Regions from separate parts of the Homo sapiens genome. Here region 1 is linked to region 2. A link is a contact called in ENCODE Hi-C data. All regions are on one chromosome and are shown on one strand. Each heading gives the region's core, a stretch centred on a gene start or an enhancer-like site at or near the end of the contact. The rest is flanking DNA. Distances are from core to core; before and after follow the strand shown. Region 1 has its middle 56 kb from the start of CHRNA7. Region 2 overlaps KLF13 (KLF transcription factor 13).

The links. A loop is a pair of places that touch in the nucleus more often than their neighbours do. Pooled maps may share reads with other maps.
Region 1: a pooled map shows a loop between it and region 2 (2.4-fold over the local background). The contact joins two enhancer-like sites. A Hi-C loop is called at or near these places in 2 of 50 pooled maps.

The regions. Positions count from the first base shown.
Region 1 is chr15:31,972,219-31,976,560 of GRCh38, forward strand. No RefSeq gene overlaps it. Among named protein-coding and RNA genes, the nearest start is that of CHRNA7, 56 kb to the right of the region's middle. RefSeq lists an enhancer at 3,480-4,162. Within about 2 kb of position 3,090, at least 3 of the 41 ENCODE cell types and tissues checked have a DNase peak (open chromatin) inside an H3K27ac peak, as active enhancers do.
Region 2 is chr15:31,336,603-31,340,920 of GRCh38, forward strand. All of the region lies in intron 1 of KLF13 (KLF transcription factor 13), which reads left to right. Among named protein-coding and RNA genes, the nearest start is that of KLF13, 12 kb to the left of the region's middle. RefSeq lists an enhancer at 1-54. Within about 2 kb of position 3,054, at least 32 of the 41 ENCODE cell types and tissues checked have a DNase peak (open chromatin) inside an H3K27ac peak, as active enhancers do.

The DNA.
Region 1 (4,342 bases), core at 1,840-4,339, 640 kb after region 2:
AGGCTGGGAGCTGGGCATTGCTCATGGCATCCGTGCAGCTTCAAAGTGCTCACCGTCTGCACCCTCACCCTCACCACCGCCTGCTGGCCACTCAGCAGCCCTGGAGGCAGACACTCCTTTGACCCTGTTTGACAGGTGATGACGCTGAGTTCCAGCGATGTTGAGCCTCAAGGTCAAGTTACCCAACTCCAGGAAGAGGTGGGCTTGGGTGGGGGCAGCTGGACTCCCCAGCTGCACTGGAAATTCTATGCCACATTGCCAGGAATGATAAATAACTCCTTCTGCATTAGGAAACAAGCAGGACTTCCTCAAGACAGACAAATGATTGAATATATAGAATTGTCCAGAATCACACCCCTCTTAAATGGATATGCTCAGACACACGAGTGGGACTGGAAGTGGAGGCCGGGTGAGGAGACGTTGGCTTTGCAGTCAATACACTTCTGTTTTGTTTTTTTTTTCCAACAAATGTATTCATGTGTTGCACAATTTTTAAAAAAGGTAAAAAGAGATGGTGCTATGTATATAATAGAGCTGTTATAAAAGTTTAAATTAAGTTATATAATAGTCGCAGTATCTGGGACATAGTAGGTGCTCAAAATAAACATTATTTTGCAAAGCGTCTTAGTCTGTTTGGGTTTCTATAACCAAAATACCATAGACTGGGAGACTTAACAGAAATGTATTCCTCACAGTTCTGGAGGCTGAGAAGTCCAAGATCGAGGCACTGACACATCTGGTGTCTGGTGAGGACCCACTTACTGTTTCATTGATGGCACCTTCTCCCTGTGTCCTCACATACTGGAGGAGGTTGCTGACTCCCTGGGGCCCCTTATATAAGGGCAGTAATCCCATTCATGAGAAACATTCAGACCACAGCATACATTTAAAATGCTTTACAGAAGCAGATCAAGTGAGACGATGATGGGCTCTCAGAGACCCATGCTCTTCTACAATCTATCTGCAAAGAAGACCTGGCTGGAGGTGGAGAGTATAAAAGCCAATCAGGACTACAGCGAATCAGGACGGTCTCTGATTAAAGGTGTTAACGACGTGACCTAGCCCTGGCTGGATGCAGTTCAGGGCCTCCCTGGGTCTTGGTTGCAGCCTTCATGAATATAACAGCCCCCCACACCACGCAGAGCAGGTTTTGTTCACTCAAGCCATGCAAGAGGCATGGGCTCAGCGTGCAGCTCTGTCTTCTCCAGCAATCTGTCCGGTTTCTGTCTCTTCAGCTCCAGCCACCTCCATGCGCTGCATGGAGCCCCTCCCTGCACTGGGTCCCAGAAGTTCTGCTTGTTTTCAGCGATCACACTCCCGCACTGTCTGTGGCTCAAAGTCTGTAAATAATGGTTTAGCATATTTCATCCACTTTTCTACCTGGACAGAAAGTGTAGTGTTGTTAGTTGGTCAGAGCAGGAGGTGGTTCTGTGTGTTTTGTCAGCCTTCCAGATGTCCCCAAGCAGCAAGAGAAGGAAGGGGCTGTGCACAGCCTTTGCCTGGGGCTTCCTATGTCCATCGGAAAGAGAGTGGATCGCATAAGCTCTCACAGAAAGAATGAATGAGCGAGTCAGTTGCTTCCCTGAATGGCTTTGTTCTGTTCTGGTGCATCCTCTGCTTGGGACCCACCTGCTAGGGCGTGGTAGAGTGAACAGCTACGTGTCTTTGTTCAGCACCTGCTTAGTGCCAGGACCTTTCTCTCTGCTTGGGAAATTGCCGTCTTTGTTTCACAGAGGATGAAGCTGAGGTTCGTAGGCTGAATTCTGGTGGCCCAGTTTTCCGGCCTGGGCTCCTTCCACTTGTAGAGTGGCCTATCTCAGTGCTGCCTATGCCGTTGGGAGGGGTGGTGGCAAAGGCAGACCAAGAGTCACCAGGCAATTTCTTAGGAGCCTGAAGTCTGCAATCCTCCAGTGAAGCTTTTCAGATGAATGTCCTTCACACCCCAAGAATTCTAGAAATGCTGAGCCCCTAGCCTGGAGGGCAGGCTTGGTGCCTGCAACAGAGCATGGGCCCAGCGACCCCTATGGTCTGAGAGAGAGGGTGAGGTGGGAGGACCATCCACTCTGGGAGACTTGGGCTGGCCTTGCAGACTGAAACCTCTCCTGTAAAGTGATGTGTGTCCTGGACCTGCAGGGAGGGAGGGGCCTCTGGAAGTCAGGCCGATTGCCAGGGTCTGTGAGGCATCTTCTGAAGCCCAGGCCCTGTCTGGCTTTTTCTTGCCAGGAGTCTGGCTCTCTTGCTCCACATGAATGACTGAAGTTATTTGAAGAGGTCCCCCAGAGAGTCATCAGGCCTCTGGTGGAATTGCAGGGGCTCAGGGAAGGCACAGAGATAGGGCTGTAATGCCCGGGGAGGGAGCGGCCCAAGGCCTGCCCCAGACCACTGCAAGCCTGGGTGCTTGGAGAGGAGACGGCCATTAGCATGGCTGTTAAGAGCCGCTGCTGGGGGCACTGGCAAGGGACCTGTTCAACAGCTTCACCCACTGGGCCATGCACCTGACAAGCATTCACCAACCACTCTTTCTGTCTTACAGGAAAGTGATGGGGGTGGGGAGCAAGGTTGCTTTGGCCTGAGGTCAAACCATCAAGATCTGCATATGTCTACAGTTATTGATCCTTCTATTAGGTAAAGAAAAGAATTGTATAAAAACCATTCAGAGCTGCTGAAGATGTTGTTACACTTGCCAGATCTGGGAACTGCGATTTTCCTTTGCAGCTTCAACAAGAGAAGAAATCTCACAGGGGAGGAAGGGGTCGCTGAGCGTCCTCGGCCCATGGATACCTTACTTTGTGGCGCCACCTAACGGCTAAAGGTTAAAATTGCAAATCTTAAAGATTCCTCCGGCAGAGGAAGAGGTGGGAAGGGGCCGGGTTTTTGAAGAGCAGGCTGAGAGAGCTTTTTTGGGAGATTTGTTTCCTGCTTTCTGGGCACATGCACCTAATGACGATACAATCCTACGACCCATCTCTGATTCTTCCCCTGACCCACTCTGGTGTAGCCCTGCGGAGATAATTGGCAATTGCAAAGTCACCTGCCTTTGACTTCTGACCCAGTAACCCAGGAAACCTTGCCAAAGATACTCTAGCAAGAAATACGAGTCGGGTTTACACGTGCCACACCCTACGGAATTTTTTGTTATCGTAAGAGACTCAGAGCGATTCACATGTGCATCAGAGAGGGCACTGATGGAAGCAAACCTCGTGCATCCCACAGAGTTACAGCCAGCAGCGCTCAGGCTGTGTGGCTGCCGCAAGTGCCCCTGAGCCCCCTGAGCCCCAGTGGCTGGCGACAGCCCCGCTCCATGTCGCCTTCATCCAAGATCTGCGCCGCGGGGCGGCCGCCATCTGGAGCACGGCTGGCCACGGTCAGCCCTAAGCTGGTGGGTGACACTGCGTCTGCGCACACTTCGTTGCTCAAAGCCAACTGTATGTGCTGACTGGGTGTGCCTTCTAGTGTCCTGTGTTCCTGCTGAGTGCCTAGCATGCATACTTCCTTTGTGCGCCCAGTGTTGTGTGCCTGTCACTGTGTGTCCAGTATTGAGTTATGTGCATGGTGTTATGCACCAGGCATGGTGTGTCTGACTTTGTTTGCCCAGTGTCGCGTAGCCAGCATCTGTGTCCAGCCTGTGTTCTTGCCATGTGCCTGGCCCTGCATGCCTAGTGTGGCACCTGGCTGTGCATACTCCGCATTGTATGCCGGGTTTGTTTGCTCCCGTCTGTGAGCCTTGCAGTGTAATCCTGGAGCGTATGCCCTGTGTTGTTTGCCAACTGTGTGTGCAGGTACTGTGTGTACCTGGCGCTGTGTTCCTGCTTGTTTGTGCCTAGTGGGCATGCCCAGTATTGCATGCCTGGTGTTGTGTACCTGGTCCTGTGTGCCCAGTATTGAGATCCCAGAGTGTCTGCCCGGCCTGGGTGCCTGCGTTGTGTGTCCGGCCCTGTGTGCTCAGGTTTGTGCATCCAGCTTGGTGGGCCCAGAGTGTGCCTGGCATACGGGCTTAGTGCTTTCTCCCTGGCATTTTGTGCCTGGCATGTTTGCCCAGCACTGTGTGCCCTGCATGGTGTCCCAGAGGCTGCGCCTACTATGGTGTGTCTGGCTTTGTGTGTCTGGCATTGCATGCTCATTGTTGTATACTTACTGTGTGTGTCCAGCATGGGGCGCCTGCATTGTTTTCCTGGCCCTGTGGTTCCAGAGTTCTGTTTCTGCACTGCATGCCTGGTGTTGTGTGGGTGGAATTACATGGCTGGTGTGTACATGGCTGGTATGTGACCCAGCGTTGTGAGCTCAGTGTGGTGCTCCTGGAGTGCCTGGCCCGGAGTGCCTGCTGGTGTGTGTGTGGTATGTG
Region 2 (4,318 bases), core at 1,804-4,303:
GTTTAGGGGTATTGGTAGAAGTTAAAGTTGATGGCAGAGCATGAATAGGGGTGTCTGCAAGGAATTGTTGGAAAAGAGATTGGAAATAGAGCGAAGGCGTATGTGAGTCTCAGAACCTGACTCCTTTGTTGACTGGGAGTGGGGCAGAGGGCATGGGTCCAGCAGGTCATTGGTCTCGGGTTACCAAAAAGGTTAAGGCTATTCACCTGGGCCACTGGCTGGGGTGCTGCTCAAAGCCAGGATCTGGGAGCCGGGGTCAGCACCTTGGGTGCACCTGGGCATCATAGCAACAACAAACCCCAACACATTTTCAGGGACCAGGGCGGATAAATGGGAGTTAATGACATGGTTCCCACACATCCGAATCTGGGATATGTAAATGTGACACACAGTCTGAGCATTTGGCAGGCTCTCCATGGTCTTGCTTTGCATAGTTTGGCCTATCTGCTCTCCAGACTTACTGCCCCGTTGTCCTCACCTGCATGACTGTCCATGTCTGGTTTGTTTACTCGTCATTGAAGGCATCCACAGGGGTGCCATCTGCCCCCATGTCCCTCTCCCACTAGGCATGCTAAGTGGCCTGCGGCAGGGCAGGCAGGGACTCAGATTCCCTCCATCCCATCGCTGAGGTCTTACTTCCTTCTTCCGCCCGCCTTACACGTGGAAGGTTTCTCCTGTGCTTGTCCACCAGTTGTTGTTTTTGTCTTCTAGCACGGATGGTGTGGCAGAAGGAGGCCTTGGACAGCAGCACGTTAGGACCCACAGGGGCTCTGGCCCCTTGCAGCTGTGTGTTCTGAGGGAAGATGCCCAAGGTTTTATTATCTTTTCCAGAGCGCCCTTTTTTTCTGCTTGCATGGCAGGCCCTTTCTAAAATTACAGTCATAGGTTGCTTAATGACGGGTGCGTTCTGAGAAGTGTGTTGTTAGGCAGTTTCGTCCTTATGTGAACATCATAGAATGCACTTACTATGCACACCTAAATGGCATAGCCTACTGCACACCTAGGCTGTATGGTGTAGCCTCTTGCTTCTAGGCTGCAAGCCGGTACAGTATAGTACTGTCCTGAATACTGTAGGCAACTGTAACACAATGGTAAGCATTTTGTATCTAAATATAGAAAAAGGTACAATTAAAATGGGGTGTCGTCTTATGGGACCAGCCTCTCGTCCCACGTGGACTGTCATTGTTTGAAACGTCATTATGTGGTGCATGACTGTACTTTGCTGCTTGGCCTAAGGTGCCAGGGCATTCTCTGGGTAAGCCTGAGGGGCTTTGCAGGATACCATCTTTTATCAAGGTTGAAATTAGTTTTAGCACTTTATTCTGTGTCCCCTTTGCGGCTGACAGAGCAGGAGCCTGTCAGTGTCTACTGTCACAGGTGTAGAGCTGCTGTGTTGGCGAGCAGGTAGGTGGTTTTCCTGAATTACTGTCAGGCTTTAGAGTCTTACAGGAAATACAGCCTTGGCTACTTATAGCTTGTGATTTGAAGTTTCCCTAATGATGGGCTGGGTAGTACACTTCAGCAGTTTGCTTTGGACAAATTGTATCATTCTTAAGTTCACTCACTTTAGCCTTTGAGAAATTTCAAAGTTTGTTTCCCTGATCTTCCTAGTTGCCCTGGATTATGAGCCAAGCGTTTGAATTCCTTTGCACATCTAGCACTGCACATGGCCTTGGAAGATGGACATTTATGTGAGTGTGTGCACGTGTATGTGTATGTGTGTGTGTATATATGCCCGTATTTGCAGCATGTGTGTATGTGCTTGTATATGCGCATGCACACGTGGTCAGCCATGCAGCCAAGTCTCAGAACAATCGTTCCACTGGAAGTAACCCAGTCTTGAGGCATCTGGCCAGGTGGTGCGGGCTGCAGCACAATGTTTGTTTCTCCCAGCCCTATGAACCCCAGTGGGGCTGCATCACTTAAAGGCCGGTCTCTACAAGAGCAGGGTAGGAAGCAGCAGTGCGTGCCCAGCCGTGGCTGTGTAGGCAGAACCAGCCTTCAGGATGGAGGGTGGGACCCTGGAGCCAAGCCAGAGGGTGTGTACCCTTGGTCCCTGATGAGGTACTCCATCTTGGGCCATTCTGCCCCCTGGTCTCTCTGCTCCTCCTCTGCAAACCAGGGGGGCCAGCAGCCTGCTGGGATCCTGGCCCTGGCCGGGTTAATGGATGGGAACTGAGCTCCTTGGCTGCCAAGCTGAGGTTCAGTCTGGCCCCATTCTCACTTCCTCTACTCCCCCTTGTACTGTGGGATCTGAGCATTTCTTTAACAGCCTTCAGGGGTTTCCAGCCCTTAGGACAAGCAGCAGGTGGGTATACAGGGGAGCAGACCCCAGGGGGGCCTGAGGAGGGAGGGTGAAGGCACCCCTTCTTTGTGCTGTCTGTAGCTGCTCATCCTGGGAGACACTGTGGGGGAGGCTGTGGCTTCCTTCTTCCGCCCTCTGGGGATGCCCTGGCGGCCTGTCCCTTGGGTGTTGGGAGGAGGTGGCTTGGCTGACTGTCCCTGCTCATGGTCAGGGTCCTCCTACACAGCAGAACTGGAGGTAAACACTGGGTTGCCTTGGCAACTGGGCTGTGCCATGGCTCCAAGTGCTCCTGGCTAGAGAAGTTCCCATTGTCTCAAGTTTCTAGGATGGGTTTCTATTTTGATTTTTTTTTTTTTAAATTAGCAAGAATGACTAAGATACCAAAATGTCTGACCTGGTTTCTATAATTTCTTAATAAACATTTGTCTTCCCTTTATAGGAGGAATGTTTTAGTGATTCATTGACTTTTCTTTTAGACGGTGGCAAGGCCCTGGTGAGGCAGTGCGGGGGCAGCACAGAGGACCCCCCACTGCCGACAGCTGGCACGGGAGGCTGGGAGAGCACTGGCCACGATCCAGGGACCAGGCATGCTTACGTAGACACCACACGAGGATTTTATTGGCTTTGAGGCTAATTAAGTTCCATGGAAAATTTTGGGGAGATGCCTCTCCCCTGTGGGGGGTTCAGATACCCACAACTGGTGCTTCCAGAAGCTGTCTGAAGGCTGATGCGTCTGACTGAGCCCGAGGAGCGCCCTCCCACCCAGTGCTGCACTCTCCCGCCAGAGGCCTGGCCCCCTCCCTGCAGGTCAGGGCATGTGCTTGTTTATACCTTGTTGGTGTTTGCTGTTAAATTCTAACTGCTCACCTAGGTAGCCTGGGCTGGCTGCGCCCAGTGGATGTCCTCCCGCCCCCCGCCTGCTGTCTCGTGGGAGTGCCCCAGGTGGCACTTTGCTGTGGGAGATGCAGCAGCGGGCTCTCGTGCAGGCCTGACCCTTCACCTTGGATTTCACTGGGCTTCCCTGCTCTGCCCACCCATGGATTATCTTGTAAAGAGTCACCTGCCCCATGGAGGAGCCAGGTGAGGATCCAGGGAAGTGGCTTTGTTTATTTTACTGTCAGTAGGGCTGACCCAGGTTGCCCTGGTGGGTGGTGTGTCCTGTGAGCCTCTCTGCCTCTAGGCCTGTTTCCAGGGTCTCGTCTTCGTTGTAGGCCTGCAGGTCTATTTGGGTCCCTTCTCACGACTGAGGCAGGCTGAGGATGTACCCAGTTGGGCTGGGCTGCCTTGTGGGTCCTCTCTCCACTGCCCTCATGGCCAACCTCAGGCGTGAACCTGCCTACAAAGCCTCTCTGTGCAGCAGCAGCTGTGGCAGTTGCCAAGGGAGCTCAGCACCAAAAAAGATGTTCAGATTTGCTGCATTTGTTTTGGAATGAGTGCCTGGTGTTGCTTGTGCACACCCCAAGCCTCCTGGCCTTTCCAGGTTTCCCTGTTGAACAGGCAGCTCTCCTGCGGTTGGGTGGCACAGGGCTGTGGTGAGGGCCCCAGCATCCCTCCTCACCTGGGTGCTCAGTTCCTTTCTTGTCATCCTTTCTCTGTTTGTAAAGCAGAAACAGTCCTGCTAACATCACCCCCTTCAAAGATGTATGCAGAATTTGATTTTTTTTCCTGGAAAATATACTTTTTTAGTGTTTAAGAAAAAACTCGTGCTGGGCATGGTAGCTCATGCCTGTAATCCCAGCACTTTGGGAGGCTGAGGCAGGAGAATTGCTTGAGCCCAGAAGTTCGAGACCAGCTTGGGCAACATAGTGAGACTCCACTGGGCATGGTGGTGCACACACCTGTACCAGCTGCTCAGGAGCCTGCAGGCAGGAGGATCACTTGAGCCCAGGAGGTGGCAGCTGCAGTGAGCCACGATCTTGCCACTACACTCAAACCTGGGCGACACGGGGAGATCCTATCTTAAAAACAAAAGAAAAAAATCTCAAGTCAAAGGTATTGAAATAGTATTGGAAA